2 separate regions of the Homo sapiens genome follow, and region 1 is linked to region 2. The links are chromatin contacts, found by Hi-C or POLR2A ChIA-PET in ENCODE. All regions are on one chromosome and are shown on one strand. The core of a region is the stretch at or near the end of the contact, and the rest is flanking DNA. Distances in the headings are between cores, read along the strand shown. Region 1 overlaps CMYA5 (cardiomyopathy associated 5). Region 2 overlaps LOC105379047 (a long non-coding RNA gene).

What was found. A loop is a pair of places that touch in the nucleus more often than their neighbours do. ChIA-PET counts read pairs that join two places held with the same protein, here RNA polymerase II (POLR2A).
Region 1: a map of dorsolateral prefrontal cortex shows a loop between it and region 2 (5-fold over the local background). The contact joins two enhancer-like sites. A Hi-C loop is called at or near these places in 2 of 168 maps with a recorded cell type or tissue (dorsolateral prefrontal cortex and posterior vena cava). POLR2A ChIA-PET finds 5 or more read pairs at or near these places in 2 of 52 experiments (HEK293 and OCI-LY7).

Annotation. Positions count from the first base shown.
Region 1 is chr5:79,722,374-79,729,145 of GRCh38, reverse strand. CMYA5 (cardiomyopathy associated 5) reads right to left here. Exons shown (of 13, transcript NM_153610.5): 2 at 1-231. Among named protein-coding and RNA genes, the nearest start is that of CMYA5, 36 kb to the right of the region's middle. Within about 2 kb of position 1,250, at least 5 of the 41 ENCODE cell types and tissues checked have a DNase peak (open chromatin) inside an H3K27ac peak, as active enhancers do.
Region 2 is chr5:79,576,185-79,582,888 of GRCh38, reverse strand. LOC105379047 (a long non-coding RNA gene) reads right to left here. Exons shown (of 3, transcript XR_948497.3): 3 at 3,566-3,874. Among named protein-coding and RNA genes, the nearest start is that of TENT2, 33 kb to the left of the region's middle. Within about 2 kb of position 3,833, at least 2 of the 41 ENCODE cell types and tissues checked have a DNase peak (open chromatin) inside an H3K27ac peak, as active enhancers do.

The DNA of each region.
Region 1 (6,772 bases), core at 1-2,500, 150 kb before region 2:
TCATCCACAATAAAGGAAACATTTCCAGGAGGAGAATTCACAGTTGACCCTTCCCGACTACACACACCAGAAGTCTGACTTTCTTCTGAAGCCCAAGGAGTAGAAGATCTACTTGAATTGGTTTCCCAGGTTATCCCACTATCTTCCCTTTGGACTGTCACCATGGAAAAGGAGGGGTCAGATATGATATACTCCTGCTTGATCTTTCCCTCTTCATCCTGGTCTGATAACCTATAGCAAATAACAATATTAATTATATATTATCATAATAAAATAATACTAATTAATAGAATAAGTAAATACATTTTTACCAGGTAAAGGATTAATGTGAAATTAAAATACAGACATCAATATTGCCTTCCATGTCAAAAAGAGGGATGTATATCAAATAAAGTTTAAAAACCAAAGTCAGGATACCCAATACAATGACACATCCCAGGCTGGAATGACTCACTATTCCACAAACTCAAAAAAGCTAAAGTTAAATTTACCACCTTCTCTCATCAGGATTGCCTTCCTGATCTTGTCGGGACTCAGCAGTCACTCAAGCCCACTCTAGTCACCAGCATCTTCATAATAACTCTTGTATCTGTGCTCTCTCTGTTACCACGATCGCCACCTCACCCAGCTTTTCACCACTTCCCTCCTAGTCACTGCCATTAACTTCCTAACTGGTCAGCTGGTATCACAGGTACCTCATTTTCCCCCACTCTTAACCCACTGTGCCGCATCCTCCCAGACTGGCTTTACTAACCAGCTCAGTATGCCACCCCCTGCTTTAAAATCTCAGCAAATTCTTCATATCCACAGAAGAAAAAAAAAAAAAAGATGTTCAAAATCCTTAGCTCTCTAATCCCTATCTGACATTCTTTCCAAGTGTGTACCTGCACCCTACCCCTACAGGTAAATTCCTGTTTTAACAATAATTCACTGTTCGGCAAATAGATCTTGGGAACTCTGAGTCATGATAAAGAGAAAACAGGTCATTGAATAGAGAGAGGTCACAAAAAATGTCAACCTACTGTGCTTCACTTTCCTCATCTATAAAACAGGGATAATAATAGAACCTATCTCGTGAGCTTGTTGAGAAGATTAAATTAGTTAACTCATGCGAAATGCTTAGGGAATATTCCTGGCATGTAGTTAGTGCTCACTCAATAAATGTTATCTGTAGTCAGGCCTTCCTGATGACACATGATGAAAGGCGCCTGGGCATGATCACTTGCAGCTGCTACAGGATACAGAAGTGTGGAAAGGCTGTGTCCGTGGACTGGTCTCTCATCCCTTCCGAGATGGCTGGCTTTGGCCGCTCCTTCATTTGCTATTGGGCCCCCATCTTAGACTCTGTAGCGCTCTTCTCTGAAATTGTCTTCTACCTCTTCCTCACTTGTACTTACGCTGTTCCTCCATTTAGAATGCAGAGCCCCGACAATACTCCACTTCTGCAACTGTAAATTCTACCTACTCCTTAAGGCTGGGTTTAAATTCCTCTGCGGTTATCATTCCTGACCAATGCAGCAGCCGCGTTTGCCATCACTTCATAAACATATTTCCTCCTAGGAATATGCAAGATGAAGCCCAGCTACTGACTGGCTTACATCTGTCTACAACAATAAAAACAAAAAACCTTCTGTTAAAAACACGAAACATAAGTGTTAAATTAAGACAATTGAAAAAAAATCTACAGTTAGATTTATGTCCCTTCGTAAACTGTTTTTATCATCAGTCTCTGCATATATCAGAGGTCCTTAACTCTGAGACATTATAAAAACCACCTGTGGAAACTTTTTTAAAAATACTAATACTGCCCCATACCCTTCTCCACAGAGATTCTGATTTAATTGTACGAGGGTCTGGTCTTCACATTGCTATGTTTTTAGATTTTAAAAGCTGCCAGGCGACTACAATATGTATTCAGAATCACTGGCCTGGCCAGGCACAGTGGCTCACGCCTGTAATCCCAGCACTTTGGGAGGCCGAGGCGGGTGGATCACCTGAGGTCAGGAGTTTGAGACCAGCCTGGCCAACATTGTAAAACCCCATCTCTACGAAAAATACAAAAATTAGCTGGGTGTGGTGGTGGGTGCCTGTAATCCCAGCTACTCAGGAGGCTGAGGCAGGAGAATCTCTTGAACCCAGGAGGCGGAGGTTGCAGTGAGCTGAGATCACGCCACTGCACTCCAGCCTGGGTGACAACAGTGAAACTCCGTCTCAAAAAAAAAAAAAAAAAAAAAAATCACTGGCCTAAACAATCCTAGCTCTGACACTTAAATAGCACATATCTTTCTTTCTCACTGCAAACCCTTCCTGGTTTGTTAGGTTGGGTGGGGACCAGGACCATAAGTCCTTGCAGGTGCACTCAACTTCCCTTATTAAGCTTCAGAGTTTCCCCAGCAGTCTACTGCAAAGGGGTTATGGCTGTCCTGAGATCCTGGTCTCCTTAGTTCTCAGCACAGCCATGGGGAGCCTGGGGCAGCCAGGCCCCTTGGGCCACTAGCCTGCAATAGCAAGCAGCCAGATCCATTCACCCTAGTGTGCTATAAATTATATCATTTTCTATACATGCCATGAGTGAAGGGTCGGGAAGAAGTAGTCTCTCCACTTCCCCGCAACTCTGCTCTCACTCATTTGCTTGGGTATTAAACTGCTGAACTTAATTAGGAATTAATACTGTATCTTGGTCCTGAACAGAATCTTATTTTAAACTGTTTTTTCAGGCTCTTTTACATACCTAATTAAAGCTATTCCACAAAACTTTCAACTCATCCTACATCTTCTCTCTTCCATGTCACTTAGAAATAGGATGAAATTAAAAATTAAGGTTATGACATGCATCTGGGAAGTCAGCATTTTGAATGCCCATGAATGTAGAAGCATTATAAAATTCAATTATAAGTTCAATTTAGAGTTAACTATTGATTGTAAATTCTATGTGCCCAACCAGAGAAGTTTTCATTACCAGCTAGAATGAGTTCATGAGTGCTGAGGAGAGAACACACGTGGTGGTCACAAGACAGGAGAGCCCTACTGATTCACTCACTCAATCGTTGCTTACTCATTTTCATTCATTCATGTATTTCTTTACTTAATAAACTTAATAAACTTTCATTGAGTTCAAATACTAGGAGTACAAATATAAAGCACTTAGAACCTTCTTCTAAGAAATTCAAAATCTAATATGGAGAGACAACCAAACATTCTTTTTTAATTTCCAGTTTTTAAAATTTATTATTTTATTTTATGAGACAGAGTCTTGCTCTGTTGCCCAGGCTGGAGTGCAGGGTTGCAGTCTTGGCTCACTGCAACCTCTGCCTCCTGGGTTTAAGTGATTCCCCTGCCTCAGCCTCGGAAGTAGCTGGGATTACAGGTGCGTGTCATAACGCCCGGCTAATTTTTTGTATTTTCAGTAGAGACGAGATTTCACCATGTTGATGAGGCTGGCCTCGAACTTCTGGCCTCAAGTGATCTGCCCACCTCGGCCTTCCAAAGTGCTGGGACTACAGGCGTGAGCCACCGCACTCTGCTTCCATTTTTATTTTAGATCCAGGGGGAACATGTGCACATTTGTTACATGGGTATACTGTTTGATGCTGAGTTTGGGGCTTCTATTAATCCCATCACCCAAATAGTGAACATAGTACCCAGTGTGTTTTTTAGCTCTTACCCCTCCCTCCTCCCCACTTTTGTAGTCCCCAGTGTCTATTGTGCCCATCTTTATGTCCATGTGTACCCAAAATTTAGCTCCCACTTATAAGTGAGAACATGTGATATTTAGTTTTCTGTTTCTGCATTCATTTGCTTAGGACGATGGCCTCCAGCTGCATTCATATTGCTGCAAAGGACATGATTTAATTCTTATTTATGGCTGCATAGTATTCCATGGTGTATATGTACCATATTTTCTTTATCCAATCCACCGTTGATGGGCACTTAGGTTGATTCCATGTCTTTGCTATTGTGAAGTGCTGCAATGAACATAAGTGTACATGCCTTTTTGGTAGAATGATTTATTTTCCTTTGGGTCTATACCCAGCAATGGAATTGCTGAGTTGAATGTTAAGAACATTTTAATACAGTGTGATAAGTACTATTACAGAAGATAGGCAAGATACAATTAGAACATACAGAAGGGAAAACTTCAGAGGGAAAATACTTGAGTTGGTTTGTAGAAGAAGAAATAGGAGTTTGCTAAGTGAATGAAGATAGGAGATGGTGTAAGGATGGGGAGGTCATTCCAAGAAAAGGTCATAGGATATAAAAAATGTAGCATGAATAAACAGTCTGGCTCACTGAGAGATCCAAAGTTGAATGACAGAGCCAACAGGAACTAGAGAATGATTATACAGTATTAGCATGTGTAAAGCCATGGCAGTATTACACTCAGTCTAAAGAAACAATGTATTAACAGAAGAGAAATGGTCACCATACCATTCAGTGTTCCCATCTATGTAAATATCAGCTTTTCATAGTTAAAAGATATTGGCTATGAAAATCATCTCATCCATTCCCCTCTGACTGCATTCTCACAAAGCAACCTTCTGATTATCAGTTAACATCCCACATAGATTTATCTATAGGAGTGTAGTGAGACAAATAATGTCTTGGGAAGCTCACTTCCTCCACACTTTCAGCGTTGAGCAAGAAGGTTCAGCTGATCTGAGTTAGATCAAGCAAACAGACTGATACCAGAGATGTCAAAGGCTCCCCTTTCATTTGGAGGATAACCCTCATCTGATGAAGGAAGTTTCCTTCTATTCCTATTTGCTAAGGCAGTTTTTTAAAATGATGAATGTTAAGTTTTATTAAACAATTTTTTGGGTGGGGGATGGAGTTTCGCTCTTCTTGCCCAGGCTGGAGTTTATGGTGCGATCTCGGCTCACTGCAACCTCCGCCTCCCGGGTTCAAGCAATTCTCCTGCCTCAGCCTCCCAAGTAGATGGGATTACAGGCGGGCACCACCACGCCTGGCTAATTTTGTATTTTTTTTTTTTAGCAGAGATGGGGTATCACCATGTTGGTCAGGCTGGTCCCAAACTCCTGACCTCAGGTGGTCCACCCACCTCGGCCTCCCAAAGTGCTGGGATTACAGGCCTGGGGTACCACACCCGGCCGATTAAAAAATTTTTTATGAAACTATGGAAATGATCATATTTTCTTTTCTATCCTGTTAATGTGATAAATTACAGTGATTGATATCCAAATAACAAACCAATCTTGAACTCCTGAACTGAACTCAACATGGCTGTGATACATTATACTTTTATATAATGCAAGATTTTCTTGTTTGCTAATACTATGTTTAGAAATTTTTCTCCCATGTTAATGAGTGATATTACCCTGTAATCTCCTTTTCTTTTCTTTTTTTTTTTTCATTGTTTTGTTTTTGAGACAGGGACTCGCTCTGTCACCCAGGCTGGAGTGCAGTGGCACGATCATAGCTCACTGATACCTCAAACTCCTAGACTCAAGCAATCCTCTCTCCTCAGCATCCCACGTACCTGCAAGTATAGGTGTGCCCCATCACACTTGGTTAATATTTTAATTTTTTGTAGAGACAGGAGTCTTGACATGTCACCAGGTTGTTCTCAAACTCTTGGCCTTAAGCCATCCTCCTGCCTTGGCCTCCCAAAGTGATAGGATTACAGGTGTGAGCCACCATGGCCAGCCTGTAATCTCCTTTTCTTTTCTTTTTTTTTTTTTTTTCCTTTGAGATGGAGTCTCACTCTGTCACCCAGGCTGAAGTGCAGTGGTGTTTTCTTGGCTCACTGCAATCTCTGCCTCCAGAGTTCAAGCGATTCTCCTGCCTCAGCCTCCCGAGTAGCTGGGATTACAGGTGCCTGCCACTGCTCCCGGCTAATTTTTGTATTTTTAGTAGAGATGAGGTTTCACCATGTTGGCCAGGCTGGTCTCAAACTCCTGACCTCATGATGCACCCACCTCGGCCTCTCAAAGTGCTAGGATTACAGGCGTGAGCCACTGCACCCGGCCTATGTAATTTCCTTTTCTATAATGTGTTTGTCAGGTTTTTGTAGCAAGATTATGATGCCTCATAGAACAAACTGGGAATTGTTCCCTCCTTTATTCTCCTCTGGAAGAGTGTGTAAAATATTACATTATTTCTCCCTTAAGTGTTTGGTAGACTTAGTGAAGCAGTCTGGACCTGGAGTCCTTTTCGTGGTAAGGTTTTTAGTTAGCAATTTAATATTTAATAGTTATATGACTTCAGAATTTCTTTTTGTTTTTAGTTTTTATTTTGTACTTTTCTAAGAATTTATCTATTTCATCTAAATGTTTAGAAATCATTGAATTAAAGTTGTTCATAATATCCATTTAGGATCTTTTAAATGTACACAAGACCTAAAATTTTACTCATTTTTTTGTCATTCTTGATACTGGTTGTGTCATCTCGATTTTTTATTTAATATTTATACTATCTTTTTCAGATAGATTTTTTTTTTTTTTTTTTTTTTGAGACAGAGTCTCACTCTGTCACCCAGGCTGGAGTGCAGGGGCACAATCTTGGCTCCCTGCAACCTTCGCCTCCTGGGTCAAGCAATTCTTTCACCTCAGCCTCCCAAAGTAGCTGGGATTACAGGCATGCGCCGCCATGCCAGCCAATTTTTTGTATTTTTAGTAGACATGGTGTTTCATCATGTTGGCCAGGCTGGTCTCGAACTCCTGACCCCAAGTGATCTGCCCAGCTCAGTCTCCCAAAGTGCTGGGATTACATGCATGAGCCACTGCACATAGCCAAGATAGATTCTTATGTCATT
Region 2 (6,704 bases), core at 2,584-5,083:
TGCTAGTTGACATCCACTAAATTGATTTCTAGACCCACTATTGGGGTTTCCATCTGTAGTTTATGAAACAGTCTTCTAAGGTCTGTGTGTACCCATATACAGGTTGTGGCAATTTAAACTTTACAAAATATTGCAAAATTGTTCTTTGTAGTATTTGTATCAATTTACACTTCCCAAGCAACTTACAAGAGTTCCTTTTTGCCCACATTGGCACCCACGCTCAATATTGTCAGATTTTTCATTTTTGCCAATCTCATTATCAGGTTTCATTTAAGGGATGGATGAAAGCAGGCCTGCAGAAATGTATTATTTCTTTTGTGTAGGAGGCACAGTTCTAATGGGAAAATTCTTTCTCCTATGCTTGTCCTCAAAGTTGCTGTCTGTCATTACTGCATCCCTTGGAAAATGCAATAATTAAAGGCAGAAAGGAAACACTACGGGGGCATCCCTCAGAAGAATCATAAGAGCCTTTGGAACAGAGCCAGACCAATCAGCTGTGGCTCCCTCTGGTCTCCCTCGGGAGCCACTTCAACCCATATACCACTTTCCTCAAGCCGTCTACTCTTTCAGCTGCCCAATATTCAGCAGCTACTTATTCTCCTACTACATAGAGAACATGAGACCATTACATGAAAACTCTTCTATACCTTATTCTTCATCTATAAACTTCTGCTTCCATAAACTTCTGTGGGGTTACCACAACCCCAGGGCAAGTGGTAACCTTCTACCTGCCCAAGGCTAATTATTCCTATTGCCTCTACCCTCTGAGGGTTCTTGCTTCATGAATGATCCCTTTTTTTGTATCTATCTTTCACTCCTCTCCTCCTTCTTCTCTACCTCATCCTTCCCTTCAGCATGTAAGTATGCTCAAGTGTCTCCTTCCTGAATGAGGTCTTTCCTTGAGTCCTTATTTCCTCTCTGTCTGACTTATTCTTAATTACTGTCAGGCCCACCTATCATGTCCTCAGACTCATAAGACCTATTCTTTTCCTTCACAGCATTTACCGAAGCATGTGTGAGACTACAGACTCCTACGCAGTCAGCCCCAAAAGGTCAGAGACCTGGTATTTCTAGTGCCTAACACAGAGTAGACACTCAGTACATATCTATTGAGTAAATAAATGATTTACAGCCTAGAGCCTCACTCTATTATTCTCCACTTCTACACCATATGGATATTCTGAAATTAAAAGACTTTCCCACCTTCCCCCACTTGAAAAACACTGTTGGCTCCTCAGCCTGCAGAGTAAAGTCCACTCTCCTTAGCATGGCATACAATGGTTCTTTGAAAATACCTCACTCTTTCCCATCAAAGCAAAATAAATATCACCTCTTCTAGAGGAAGCAGAAGAGGAAAAATTCAAATCAGTTAATATTGTTATTAGCTGACAGAGCTGGAAAAAGATTCACCTTGCCCACTGCCTAGACAGAGCTGATTTATCCAGACAGGGGAATTGCAATAAAGAAAGAGTGGAACTCACGCAGAACGGGCTATATGGGAGATGGGAGTTTTATTATTACTCAAATCAGTCTCCCTGAGAATTTGGAGGGGTTTTTTGTTGTTGTTGTTGTTGTTTTGTTTTTTGAGACAGAGTCTTGCTCTGTTGCCCAGGCTGGAGTGCAGTGGCATGATCTCGGCTCACTGCAACCTCTGCCTCCTGGGTTCAAGTGATTCTCCTGCCTCAGCCTCCCAAGTAACTGGGATTACAGGCATGTGCCATCATGCCTGGCTAATTTTTTGTATTTTTAGTATGGATGGGGTTTTAACATGTTAGCCAGGATGGTCTTGATCTCCTGACCTCGTGATCTGCCTGCCTTGGCCTTTCAAAGTGCTGGGATGACAGGCGTGAGCCACCACGCCCGGCCGAGAATTTGGAGTTTTTAAGGATCATTTGGTGGGTAAGGGACAGTGAGTAAGGAGTGCTGATTGGTTGGGTTGGAGATTAAACTCATAGGAAGTTGAAGCTGTCCTCTTTTGCTGAATCAGTTCCCGGTGGAGGCCACGAGATCAGATGAGCCAGTTTATCCATCTGGGTGGTGCCAGCTGATCTATCAAGTGCAGGGTCTGCAAAATATCTCCAGCACTGATCTTAGGTTTTGCAATAGTGATGTTGTCTCTAGGAGCAATTTGGGTAGGGTCAAAATTTTGTAGCCTCCAGCTACCTGACTCCTAAACCATAATTTCTAATCTTGTGGCTAATTTGTTAGTCCTACAAAGGCAGTGTCCCCAGGCAGAAAGGGGGTTTATTTTGGAAAAGTGCTGTTACTGTCTTTATTTCAAAGTTAAACTATAAACTAAGTTTCTCCCAAAGTTAGTTTGGCCTATGCCCTGGAATGTACAAGGACAGCTTGGAGTTTAGAAGCAATATGGAACTGATTAGGTCAGATCTCCTTCACTGTAATCATATTCTTAGTTATAGTTTTGCAATGGTGATTTCAATCCCTCTCTTTGAGGTTTATAAGACCTTATTCGTAAGGTGTGTCTAGGAAGATGGGAAAAGGTCGAAAACTGCACTGGTTTCTTCCAGGGGGCATAGTGAGAATAGGAGTTGACCCCAAGGTGAGAGGAGTGGAACCGCTTTGCAGCTGTCTGAGCATAGGGACTGGGTTGGGGTTCCAAGGCTTACCTGACAAGGCTTCAGTATTCTCATCTACAGTTTTAGTGAGTAGCATACTATAAGGTAAATGAGTCCTAGGATAAGAAATGCAAATCCTAGTTTTAGAAGTAAAGATTTGAAAGCATTAGTTTGGGGACTTGTAGCCAACAAAGAATTTAGGATTTAGTCCAAATTGCAGAGAATAATAAAAACTTGAGAACAACTAACAATAGGTGTACTGTAGTTTTCTGAAACGTAATTTTTCTCTTTCCAGTCCCCATTTTTATTAAAGCAAAACAAGTTTTAGTCGTATTATGCATGGCCTGATTGTTTGTATAAAGTGCAGCAAGAATAATTATTTACCATATAGGCTCCTTTTAAAATTGGCTTTGCTGAGGCTAGACAAGGTGGTCCATGCCTATAATCCCAGCACTTTCGGAGGCTGAGGCGGGTGGATCACGAGGTCAGGAGATCGAGACCATCCTGGCTAACATGGTGAAACCCCGTCTCTACTAAAAATACAAAAATTAGCTGGGCATGGTGGCAGGCACCTGTAATCCCAGCTACTCAGGAGGCTGGGGCAGGAGGATCGCTTGAACCAGGGAGTTGGAGGTTGCAGTGAGCTGAGATTGAGCCACTGTACTCCAGCCTGGTGACAGAGCGAGAATCTGTCATAAAATAAAATAAAATAAAATAAAATAAAATAAAATAAAATAAAATAAAATAAAAATTGGCTTTGCTGAAACTTTGTTCCATAAGGAATCTCAGATTATACTTTTTAAAGCCTTGGAGCCCATCCACAGATTTATCTACGGCTGCAAATATACCTGTATGAGTTGGGTGAATTTTCCTCCTCTCCAGGTCCCAAGATAACTTGGGATCCCTGGACTTTCAGAAGGTGACATTCTTTACTCACCACAGGTCAGGAAACCTGTACAGAGACTGTGTAGACAAAGTATGAGGCCAGCTTTCCTGCAGGGCTTTTATTGGCTCTATAAGTCAACTTCGATTCCTTAAAGCAGTCTGTTTATATTTGAAAGCACGACATTTCAAAACCTTGGTAAAATAACCATCATATCCAATTGTGTCCCTTTTTGTCAGCATATAAGGTTTCCAGGTTTCTTTTCTCTGCAGCTTCCAGAAGAATGGACAGTCAGACTGAGTCAGGCCTGTTGAGCTTCCACTAACAATTCCTCCAGGTTTCAGCAAATGTGACCGACCAGACAAACTGGAAGAGCCTGTTGGACTTTCATCAGCAATTTCTTCAGAGATCTCCTCTACACATGCAAATACACACAACAAAAAAGTCAAGCAGAAGTCCTTCCAGACAGAGATTCCAGATTAAATCACAAACCAAGACTATTCCTCCAAATAAGTCCCCTATTCTCCATCCAATTAGAGCAGACACCCCACGATGGGGCTATAGACAGGCACCCCATGATGGGGTTACAGATAGCAACCCTTTCATTGAGGCCAACAAATCAGGAGAAGGAAGGGGCTGTTAGCAACACCTAGAATACTCATCTAATCAGACGCCCTGTGATGGGGCTACAGACACCCCATGTTGGAGCTACAGACAGACACCCTGTGATGAGGCTACAGTTATGGGATGTCTCCCCAGGATTATTTCTCTATCACAATTAAATCCATGCACAATGGGTCAGTAATGCCATGCCAATACAGACTGTGCCAGAGTCAAAGAGAACTAGATGTCTGCTTGGGCTGGCCTCTGGATCAATCAATCACCAGTAGGGGGCTATCAAACTGTGGGTGGGTAGAAACAAGGGCAATCCTGGATGAGCCCCCAGATTTGTAACTGCCCAACAGGTTCTCCTTGCCCACTGCCTAGATACAGCTGATTTATCAAGACAGGGGAACTGCAATAGAGAAAGAGTAGTTCATGCAGAGCCAGCTGTACAGGAGACCAGAGTTTTATTGTTACTCAAATCAGTCTCCCCAGTACTATTTCTCTATTGCAATTAAATCCATGTGTATTGGGTCGGCAGCATCCCATTAGTAGAGACAGTACCAGAGTCAGCCCTGAATCCAGAACTAAGTGGCCATTTGGGCTGGCCTGTGGATCCATTGCTGGAGTTGGGTACTGAGCCACAGGCAGGTAGCCACAAGGGTGATCCTGGACAAGCCCCAGATTTGTAACTGCCCAGTGGGTTTTTCTTGCCCACTGCCTGGATAGAGCTGATTTATCAAGACAGGGAATTGCAATAGAGAAAGAGTTTAATTCACACAGAGCCAGCTCTACCGAAGACTGGGGTTTTATTATCACTCAGATCAGTCTCCCTGAGAATTCAGGGATTGGAGTATTTAAGGATAATTTTGTGGGTAGGGGCCAGTGAGTTGGGAGTGCTGATTGCTCGGGTCAAAGATGAAATCACAGGGAGACAGTGCTGTCCTCTTGTGCTGAGTCAGTTCCTGGGTGGTGGCCACAAGATCAGATGAGCCAATTTATCCATCTGGGTGGTGCCAGCTGATCTATCAAGTGCAGGGTCTACAAAATATCTTGAGCACTGATCTTAGGTTTTATAATAATGATATTATCTCCAGGAGAAATTTGGGGAGGGTCAAAATCTTGTAGCCTCCAGCTGCATGACTCCTAAACCATAATATCTAATCTTGTGGCTATTTTGTTAGTCCCACAAAGGCAGTCTAGTCCCCAGGCAGGAAGGGGGTTTGTTTTGGGAAAGGGCTGTTATTGTTTTTGTTTCAAAGTTAAACTAGACACTTGAGGCTAGGAGTTCAAGACCAGTGTGGCCAGCATGGCGAAACCCTGTCTCTACTAAACACACAAAAATTAGCCAAGCATGCTGATGCACACCTGTGGTCCCAGCTGCTTGGGAGGCTGAGGCACAAGAATCGCTTGAACCCAGGATGTGAAGGTTGTGGTGAGCTGAGATCACACCACTGCACTCCAGCCTGGGTGACAGAGCAAGACTCTGTCTCAGAAAAAAGAAAAAAAAAGTTAAAACTATAAACTAAATTTCTCCCAAAGTCAGTTTGGCCTATGCCCGGGAATGGACAAGGACAACTTGGAGGTTAGAAGGAAGATGAAGTCAGTTAGGTCAGATTTTTTTCACTGTAATTATATTCTGTTATAATTTTGCAATGGCAGTTTCATGGTAGAGAAAGAGTTTCATATCTATAGATAAAGGTTACGTAATTATTTGTAAATTTTATCCATTTGTTATGCTGGTGGTGGTTGTTTTTTTCCTGCTCGTTTTTCTTCCATTGGAAACGTCGTATCTATCATTTCAAAGGGAAGGGACTCTAACATTTTACTGAGCACTTACTGTACAACAGGCATTAGACTAAATTTCTTATTTACTATTTAGAAGAGGAAACAGTTCAGAGCACTCTGAGCTATGTGAGGTATGCAAAATTTATCAGGCCCAGAGGGAATGAGTATGGGACTTCCGTTATCCCCCATTCCCACAGGCAATTGGCTAAAAGCATTTTGTTCCTGACTAGCTGCCTCATCCATTATCTTCATTTTCCTGGAATTTGAGATACAAAGAACAATGTGGCAGACAATCGATATCTTGTGTTATTTTAATGTAAATTCTTGGTAAGCAACTTAGGAACTGCCTCTTCTTTTTTCCTTTAAAAACCCACTTGTAACTGCTGCTAAGCAAAGCATATATTCAGGGCACCTTGGATCTATGCTCCTGGGTTGCAGTCCTCAAACTCAGCCCAAATCAACTCTCTACTTATATTAATTTTGCCTCAGTTTTTTCCTTTAGGTCGGCATGATTCAGAGTGACTTCCCACCATCACCTGGTGTTTCTCTCTGAAATAAGTGCTTGGTACCAGCATGAACCCATTGCATTCTCCATTTTTGGAGGTCCTACCACATGCTGGGGGTGACTTCTTTTGAATCTGAACCTTCCTTTCTTTTCAGTTGCAGTCTAGATTTTGAGCTGTTCTGCAAACCATCTCTTTCCTTTAAGAATGAGGGCTTTAGTTTCTCTCCCTGGATAGGAGATTCAAGTAAAAAGCTCTGCAGAGAGCTGCCTTCTTCTTGTTCCTCACAGTTCTTCGGCCTCAAAGCAGAAGGTTCAGTTCACAGTTGGGCAAGAAGTTATGCAGAGGACT